Regions from separate parts of the Homo sapiens genome. Here all the other regions are linked to region 1. A link is a contact called in ENCODE Hi-C or POLR2A ChIA-PET data. All regions are on one chromosome and are shown on one strand. Each heading gives the region's core, a stretch centred on a gene start or an enhancer-like site at or near the end of the contact. The rest is flanking DNA. Distances are from core to core; before and after follow the strand shown. Region 1 has its middle 22 kb from the start of NPTX1. Region 2 overlaps RPTOR (regulatory associated protein of MTOR complex 1). Region 3 holds the start of GAA (alpha glucosidase).

Region 1 (2,700 bases), core at 167-2,666:
ATATTTCTTTGATCCAGCTCCTGCCTTACAGGACTTCATCTTCACCCATTCCTGAGGAAGGAGAGAGGAAAAAAAGACCTCTCATACACCCCCTCAGTCTAGTGTTTACTGAGCACACACTGTGATCTGGATAAGAGAGAAACTCTGCCGTCTTGGTGCTTTCAGACAATACACATCAAATTACATTATCAACGATGCTGGATGGCGCTAAGAGCCGGGGAGGGAAAGCAAGGGAGTACAGGCCACAGACCGTCCTGGACTTCGAGTTTGACTTACATTTTGGCTTTGCCATGGTACAAACGCCATACACATTCAGTATACTCCTCCGCTTACAGATGGGGTTACATCCGGATAAACCTACCGTAAATTGCCTTACAATGCTTTAACCTATGATGGGTTGATGGGGAATCTAACCCCATATGACAGGAGCATCTGTATAGGAAGGGGGCACGGTTTTCAACAGGTGGTCGCCTCACTAAGTGGGAGTCACAGGGTTTCAGGGGAGGAGCGTTCCAGGCCGCGGTAACAGCAGGTGCAAAGGCCCTGAGGCAGGACGGGGCAGGGAGGTCCAGAGTCCACCGCGCAGAGACCCGGGAGGCCGGCAGGCACGGTGAGGACCTTGACTTAAACCCAGGAAAGGGGAACCACACTGGGGCATGACCTCCTGTACTTTCCGAGATCGCTCTGGCTCCTGTGTTGAGGAGACTCAGGAGGGGAAGGTGGAAGCGGGGAGACCCAGCTGAGACGCTACTACAGTCATCTCGGCGGGAAAAGACGGCTCGGAGCAGGGTGGTGGCAGAGGTGGGAGAAGAGGTCAGGTCTGGGGAAATTTCGAAGGCACAGCCAACAGGATGTACTGCCGGGCTGGATGCGGGGTGTTAGGGGTCAGGGAGGCCGCCAAGGCTCTGCCTGAGAACTGGGGAGGGCCAGGGGCACCATTTACGGAGCTGGGGAACAGCAGGAGCTCGTTTTGTTAGCAGGTGCGAGGCGCCGGGCATTTAAAGGCGGCCTGACGGGACCGGCCGAGGCGGAAGAACGGACAGGGCCCTGCGGGACCGCGCTCGGATCCGCCTCCTCCCTGACCTCGGCGTCCCCGGCTACTGCCTCCAGAGCCGCTTCGGGGCCGACCCCGGGGACTCTTCCCGCCTGCGGCCTCGCGCCAGCCCGGCCGGCTCGCCTAGTGCCCGGCGCCCAGAAACGCGTGGAGCTGGGAGAGGCCACACAACCCACGCCGGAAGCCTAACCCCGTCGGCCCCCGCGGCCGGCACCGGCCGGAAGCCCGCGAAGCCTAACTCTCGCGAGACGCCTCCTGAGTCCCGCCTCTCCGCGGTTCCGCCAGTCGCCGCGCTCCTGTCTGCGTTGCTGTGGCAGCCCCGCCGTGCGTCCGCGTTCCCGGAGCCAGCGCGGCGGCGCGCCTGTGCTCGGGGCTTGGCCGTAGCTTTTCCTCAGGTCCCGCGCGGCGCGCCCCTGTGTCGCAGGCGCCCTGCCGCTGCCCGCAGCTTTTGGGGGGTTCGGGGGCGGGGGAAGCAGGGCCGCAGAAGGCCCAATCGGAGCCTTCTGACACCCGCCCCGGCCCGCCGCCCTCCCGGAGCTTCCGTCCCCGCCGCCTGGCTCCTTACTGACACGCGCGCCGCCCCCGGTCGCCCGTTTTCCCTGGGCTCCGGCCTCCTCTCGCTTCCAGCCCTGGCCTGAGGTCCTGAGGGCTCCCTGGAGGGGGCGGCTTCCCAGCACCCAGCGTTTAACAGGGCCCTTTCGGCCTCCCTGTCCCCCAAGCTCAGAGTTGGGGTCTGCAGCAGGGGAAAGAAGGAGGGAGACTGGGCAGCTCAAGTTCCCCAGACCGCACCTATCAGACGGAGGGCGGCCCGCTCCCGTCAGAGCCCGACCTCGGCGGACAGGGGAGGGGATGGGTTGAGAAGCGGGAGAAGGCCACTAGCTGGAAACTCCCTGACGACAGGGACACCGTTCTCGCCCCAGCCCCAGCGCTCGGCCTCCGCAGAGCCGGCCCAACGAAGGAAGAATGAAAATATGAACGTGACATGATGTGGGCTTGAGAGGCCGCCTTGTTCTTTGGATTCACCCAGAAACCTGACTGAAAGGAAAGTTACTGCAACTGGGGAAAAGCACAGTTGGCTGGAGAATTTGGTTTAAAAATAAATAAGTTTTAAATTACGTAACTAACACGTGCTTGGTGTAGAAAATTTGGAAAACATATGAAAGTACGGTATAAAAATCCTCGATCCCACTGCCACATAGAACCACTATTAACATGTCAGAATCGTTTCTTCGGGTGTTTTTTTTTCTTAATGCATTTATATTGCATATACATTTTTTCTCTAACAATATATTGATGTGCCCCAGTCCCCCACAGACCCTAATGTATGAATGGGAATGGAGGCGTCTGAAATGTGACTCACAAAGAGTTCTCTTTCCTCCCTAACACCCCATCCCTGCCTCACCCCTTCAGCGCATTCACAGCAGCACTGGGACTCCGGACTCAGACAAATGTGCACTGAGCTGGCTGGTGCTCTCATAGCCTCTGGCCCCAGAGCTCCACCTTCCCCTGCAGAGGGGGTCCCGGGAGTGTCCTCAAGTGCTCCATGCCCCATGTTCCTTTCCATGGCACCAAATTCTTCTGACCTCCTTCTAGGTGAGGGGTGAGGGGGTGAGGTAGGGGGTTGGGGAAGAGTGTCCCCATGAGGC
Region 2 (2,700 bases), core at 188-2,687, 310 kb after region 1:
ACCCCATCTGTAAAAAAAAGTAAAATAAAGAAGTATGCTTTCACTCTGAGGGCTGCTGGCCTCGTTATTTCTAAAATGGGTGCCTGCCCTCTGAGTAGGGAATGTGCTTTCTCTCTACCAAGGCATGATGTGTCATCCCAGTAGCCCCTGAAATCCTTGTAGGAGTTAGGACATAGTCAGATTTTTAAAAGTAAGCATTTAGTAGGAAGTGCAGTGAAAAACAAACTGATACAGTTACCATAAGAGGGACTTTGAAATCAATATGCCACAGTGGCAGACAGTGGTCATCAGATAACCACTGCCTGGAACAATTGAGCGGTGTCTCAGGTGGCGGCTCTTTTACAATAAACTGCTTTCTCCCATATTGAAGTGCTGAAATTAGGTTGAACATGACATTTTGCTAGGTGTCTATGGCCTGTGAGTGGTAATGGACTATATTCATTAAAGAATTATCAAGTGAAATGTGTAGTTTTGTGTGAGCTAAGTTAAAAACCACCAGGGTTTTTTTTTTTAATGGAAGAGTGAGATAGTTTGTCAGACAGTAATTACGTATGTTTTTAGGGTTTTAGTTTTATTTTTTCATTTTGAAAAGTCAATTTTTCTAATTAAAAATGAAAGATACATTCTTTTCAGAAAATTACTAAAAAGTTAAAAGTAGAAAAAAATCATCCAAGATTTTACCATCTAAGGACAACTAGTGTTCACTTTTTGATGTATTGCCTGTTGGTCTTTTTTCTGTGCATGTACATTTTGCACTGATGTAAGTGGACAGAATTTACGATTTCATATCCTTAACCCTTCGCATTATACTAGAGTTCCCTGCCCTAGATCATTAGAGACTCTTAGTAAGTATCATTTTATATTTCACTATGTTGAAGTTCCATGTTTTATTTAGCCGGAGCGTAGGGCTTTGGGATTTAGGCGCCAGGAGTATGCGGGTGGGAAGGTTCAGCCTGGCACTCTGATGGGAGTCGGCAGACCTGGTTCTGTGAAGGGGCAGACGCACTTGGGTTAGGCTTTTCGGGCCACACAGTCCCAAGTCTGCTGTTGCAGCACGAAAGAGCCACAGGCAATATATAAACAAATGAGCATGGCTGTGTTCCAGTCGAGCTTTCTTTTTTCTTTTTTCTTTTTTTTTTTTTTGAGACCGAGTCTCACTGTTGCCCAGGCTGGAGTGCAGTGGCGTGATCTCGGCTCACTGCAACCTCCACCTCCTCGGTTCAAGCGATTCTCCTGCCTCAGCCTCCCGAGTAGCTGGGATTACAGGTGCCCACCACCACGCCTGGCTAATTTTTGTATTTTTAGTAGAGATGAGATTTTACCATGTTGGCCAGGCTGGCATCAAACTCCTGACCTCAGGTGATCCGCCCGCCTCAGCCTTCCAAAGTGCTGAGATTACAGGCACGAGCCACCGCACCCAGCCTCAGTCAAGCTTTCTTTAAGGAAACAGGCAGTTGGCCAGATTTGGCCCAGGAGCTATAGCTTGGCACTTCCTGCTCCAGAAAAGGGAACTAGGATTGGGCTGCAGATGACGGCTGTGCGTGTCTGCCGGTCTGCAGGTGACCTGGAGAAGGGCGATGCTCGGGAAGGTGGATTCCCTCCCTCCCTCCCTTTACTATGTAAATAAGAGAAACGGTTTCTAAGCACGCTGCCCTCATTATGCTGGCACAGCTGCTACAGAATGCGGTGTGCTGGGTAAACAACATACAGCTTTGCTTCATTTGGACAAAATGTGTACATGTGTACTTGGTGGCAAGCGTATTTATGAATCTTATTTGATGATGAACTTGTTGGAAGACATTGTTCTCTAATTTTTTTTCATTTTTGCCTGTCTTTTTCATTTTTGGAAACTGATTTCAATAATTCCAAAATGAGCAATGACATTACTTTCCACATAAATGATTATCTTACTCACCATATACATCAATACACTGTAAGAATCCAAAATATATTTTTTCCCTTGGCTGTTTTCTACTTCTTTGATTGAGTGGCATAATATCATTTTAGATTTATTACGCGTCTATTTGTATACTACTGAAAATTATAACCCAGTGGGACTTCATTTGCTGTGGGACTTGCTATAAAACAGATTGATGTCTATTGCACTGTGCTGCATGCACTAGTATTGTCTATTAATGAAAATGATAAACATTATTTTGGATTGAATAGAGGTCAAAAAACTTACTTCCTTTCTTTCAATTAAGTTGAAGGATTTCCAGGACTATAAATGTTAATGATAGAGCATTAACGTGTATTTGTCAGCGTGGAAAGTTTCGCTCCTGCATTGCCCGCAGGAGACGGAAGATGCATGGGTTTCCTGGCGCGCAGGTTGGGTGGAGGCTCAGCGTGGCTCTGTCTGGCCAGGCTAAGTGGTTTGCAGTGCCTGTCTCATTTCAGACATTTGCTGTGACATTTGCTTCGTATTTTTTCCTGATGACTCAACCAAGAATCATTCAGAATTACCTTTAGAAACATAAATTCTTGTGGTTTTGATGATAGAGTTAACCATGTGTTCTCCAAGGAGTCTTCTAAAATACATCTGCTTTGCCAGAGAACACACTTTCTTCTGCCCGTTCAGTGCTCTCGGGTCTTTTGCCGCTTCCTTTCAACAACAGTCCGATGACTTTGTCTTCCTGCATATGTGCGAAGGGAGAGGAGCTCACTGGTCCTCCCAGAGGGTGAAGTAACCGGGACACATTA
Region 3 (2,700 bases), core at 201-2,700, 350 kb before region 1:
ACAAGCTGGTGGGCTGAGCAGAGGTGGGAAAGTTAAGGCAGCTCCAGCCAGCCTGGCCCGGGAGGCTGGTCCCCCCAGCACTTCCCTCTACTAGGTGCATCTGAAAACCCACAAACCACCTTCTTTACCAGTTTTCCCATCCCCACCCCTTAGAACTCTCAGGTCCCTTTTCCTGCCCCCATGTCCCCATTTGAGTTAAATTCAGATCCACAGCTTGCAGGAGAAAGTCAGTGGCCCCAGACACACGTAACAGGGTGAGCACTGAAATAAGAGCACGCTGGGGCGTCCACACCAAGGGACTACGCCCCAGTCTGCCCACCTATCTTTTCTCCATCATTAACCCAGCGCTCTTTCTCCCTGGACTTCCAAGTACCAATGACCTTGGGGCTTCTTTGCAGTTTAAAGGGAAAATGCTCTACAAAATAATTTCACTTTCAAACATTTCAGCAGAAGAATAAAATCTTTTTTCTGAATATCTAGTAAGCCTTTCTGAGTCAGCCTTACTTATTTTAAAACATTGTAGAAATACAGAAACCACAACAGAGGTGGAAGGGAGGCTTTTGTTTTTTTTTTTTTGAGACGGAGTCTCGCTCTGTCGCCCAGGCTGGAGTGCAGTGGCGCGGTCTCGGCTCGCTGCAAGCTGGAAAGGGGGCTTTTAATGCCCCTATGCCCCTACCCAGGAACAACACCTCTGTGTTTTGGTGTGGCTCCTTTTGTATTTTTCTGCACATACATTTTATTAGGCAAGTTAAGGTTATACTGTGTGTTTTTTGTATCTCACATGTAAAAATGTGCTCCTCTTAATGTAAGCATTTTCTCATTTTATGAAAAAATTCCCCCTGTGTCAGTTTAATGTTTTCTCAATTGTCAGTTTTATGGGTTATCACAATGTTTTGATTATTCCTTTCTGGAATAACTGTGAGTTATGGAGCACACTTAAGGACTTTCCAAATGTTGGCTGTTTCTAACTTGGCGCTGAGCGCCTTTGGCCGCCTTTCCGATGATGCCCTCGGGACGCGTTGGCAGGAGGAATCCCTGGGCGCAAGGCGCGGCTGGGCCAGCCCCTTACAAAGCCCTACGAGCTGCGGGGACCCAGGCCGGGGCAGCGGGGGCCACGCCCCATCTCCGACCCCACGGGGACCGGGCCGGGACTGCGCCAGCGGGGGCCTCGCCCCGTCTCTGACCCCAGAGGAACCGGCAGCGGGCAGCACGCGTGGGCCTCTCCCCGCGGGACGCCGGACGCGCAGCCAGACGCGCTCCCCAGGCCCCCTCCGAGAGCGAGGACGCGCCCAGGCCCGCTCTGCCGGAGCCGCCACTGGGGGGCGTAGCGCGGACGCGCACCCTTGCCTCGGGCGCCTGCGCGGGAGGCCGCGTCACGTGACCCACCGCGGCCCCGCCCCGCGACGAGCTCCCGCCGGTCACGTGACCCGCCTCTGCGCGCCCCCGGGCACGACCCCGGAGTCTCCGCGGGCGGCCAGGGCGCGCGTGCGCGGAGGTGAGCCGGGCCGGGGCTGCGGGGCTTCCCTGAGCGCGGGCCGGGTCGGTGGGGCGGTCGGCTGCCCGCGCGGCCTCTCAGTTGGGAAAGCTGAGGTTGTCGCCGGGGCCGCGGGTGGAGGTCGGGGATGAGGCAGCAGGTAGGACAGTGACCTCGGTGACGCGAAGGACCCCGGCCACCTCTAGGTTCTCCTCGTCCGCCCGTTGTTCAGCGAGGGAGGCTCTGCGCGTGCCGCAGCTGACGGGGAAACTGAGGCACGGAGCGGGTGAGACACCTGACGTCTGCCCCGCGCTGCCGGCGGTAACATCCCAGAAGCGGGTTTGAACGTGCCTAGCCGTGCCCCCAGCCTCTTCCCCTGAGCGGAGCTTGAGCCCCAGACCTCTAGTCCTCCCGGTCTTTATCTGAGTTCAGCTTAGAGATGAACGGGGAGCCGCCCTCCTGTGCTGGGCTTGGGGCTGGAGGCTGCATCTTCCCGTTTCTAGGGTTTCCTTTCCCCTTTTGATCGACGCAGTGCTCAGTCCTGGCCGGGACCCGAGCCACCTCTCCTGCTCCTGCAGGACGCACATGGCTGGGTCTGAATCCCTGGGGTGAGGAGCACCGTGGCCTGAGAGGGGGCCCCTGGGCCAGCTCTGAAATCTGAATGTCTCAATCACAAAGACCCCCTTAGGCCAGGCCAGGGGTGACTGTCTCTGGTCTTTGTCCCTGGTTGCTGGCACATAGCACCCGAAACCCTTGGAAACCGAGTGATGAGAGAGCCTTTTGCTCATGAGGTGACTGATGACCGGGGACACCAGGTGGCTTCAGGATGGAAGCAGATGGCCAGAAAGACCAAGGCCTGATGACGGGTTGGGATGGAAAAGGGGTGAGGGGCTGGAGATTGAGTGAATCACCAGTGGCTTAGTCAACCATGCCTGCACAATGGAACCCCGTAAGAAACCACAGGGATCAGAGGGCTTCCCGCCGGGTTGTGGAACACACCAAGGCACTGGAGGGTGGTGCGAGCAGAGAGCACAGCATCACTGCCCCCACCTCACACCAGGCCCTACGCATCTCTTCCATACGGCTGTCTGAGTTTTATCCTTTGTAATAAACCAGCAACTGTAAGAAACGCACTTTCCTGAGTTCTGTGACCCTGAAGAGGGAGTCCTGGGAACCTCTGAATTTATAACTAGTTGATCGAAAGTACAAGTGACAACCTGGGATTT

What was found. A loop is a pair of places that touch in the nucleus more often than their neighbours do. ChIA-PET counts read pairs that join two places held with the same protein, here RNA polymerase II (POLR2A). Pooled maps may share reads with other maps.
Region 2: a map of naive thymus-derived CD4-positive, alpha-beta T cell shows a loop between it and region 1 (2.5-fold over the local background). The contact joins two enhancer-like sites. A Hi-C loop is called at or near these places in 3 of 168 maps with a recorded cell type or tissue (head of caudate nucleus, naive thymus-derived CD4-positive, alpha-beta T cell and sigmoid colon) and 7 of 50 pooled maps. POLR2A ChIA-PET finds 5 or more read pairs at or near these places in 9 of 52 experiments (AG04450, CD4-positive, alpha-beta T cell, CD8-positive, alpha-beta memory T cell and 6 more).
Region 3: a map of CD4-positive, alpha-beta T cell shows a loop between it and region 1 (4-fold over the local background). The contact joins the promoter of GAA here to the enhancer-like site in region 1. A Hi-C loop is called at or near these places in 1 of 168 maps with a recorded cell type or tissue (CD4-positive, alpha-beta T cell), 10 of 37 single-sample maps with no recorded cell type and 12 of 50 pooled maps. POLR2A ChIA-PET finds 5 or more read pairs at or near these places in 13 of 52 experiments (AG04449, AG04450, CD4-positive, alpha-beta T cell and 10 more).

The regions. Positions count from the first base shown.
Region 1 is chr17:80,453,480-80,456,179 of GRCh38, forward strand. No RefSeq gene overlaps it. Among named protein-coding and RNA genes, the nearest start is that of NPTX1, 22 kb to the right of the region's middle. RefSeq lists an enhancer at 938-1,767 and silencers at 975-1,184, 1,445-1,704. Within about 2 kb of position 1,417, at least 39 of the 41 ENCODE cell types and tissues checked have a DNase peak (open chromatin) inside an H3K27ac peak, as active enhancers do; they include CD4-positive, alpha-beta T cell, CD8-positive, alpha-beta T cell and OCI-LY7, where a contact is called at or near this core.
Region 2 is chr17:80,759,179-80,761,878 of GRCh38, forward strand. The region is part of intron 6 of RPTOR (regulatory associated protein of MTOR complex 1); the gene reads left to right. Among named protein-coding and RNA genes, the nearest start is that of RPTOR, 220 kb to the left of the region's middle. RefSeq lists enhancers at 1,856-2,700, 2,351-2,400. Within about 2 kb of position 1,438, at least 12 of the 41 ENCODE cell types and tissues checked have a DNase peak (open chromatin) inside an H3K27ac peak, as active enhancers do; they include CD4-positive, alpha-beta T cell and OCI-LY7, where a contact is called at or near this core.
Region 3 is chr17:80,100,131-80,102,830 of GRCh38, forward strand. GAA (alpha glucosidase) reads left to right here and starts at 1,451. Exons shown (of 20, transcript NM_000152.5): 1 at 1,451-1,760. CCDC40 (coiled-coil domain 40 molecular ruler complex subunit) reads left to right here. Exons shown (of 20, transcript NM_017950.4): 20 at 1-483. RefSeq lists a silencer at 998-1,617 and an enhancer at 1,948-2,057.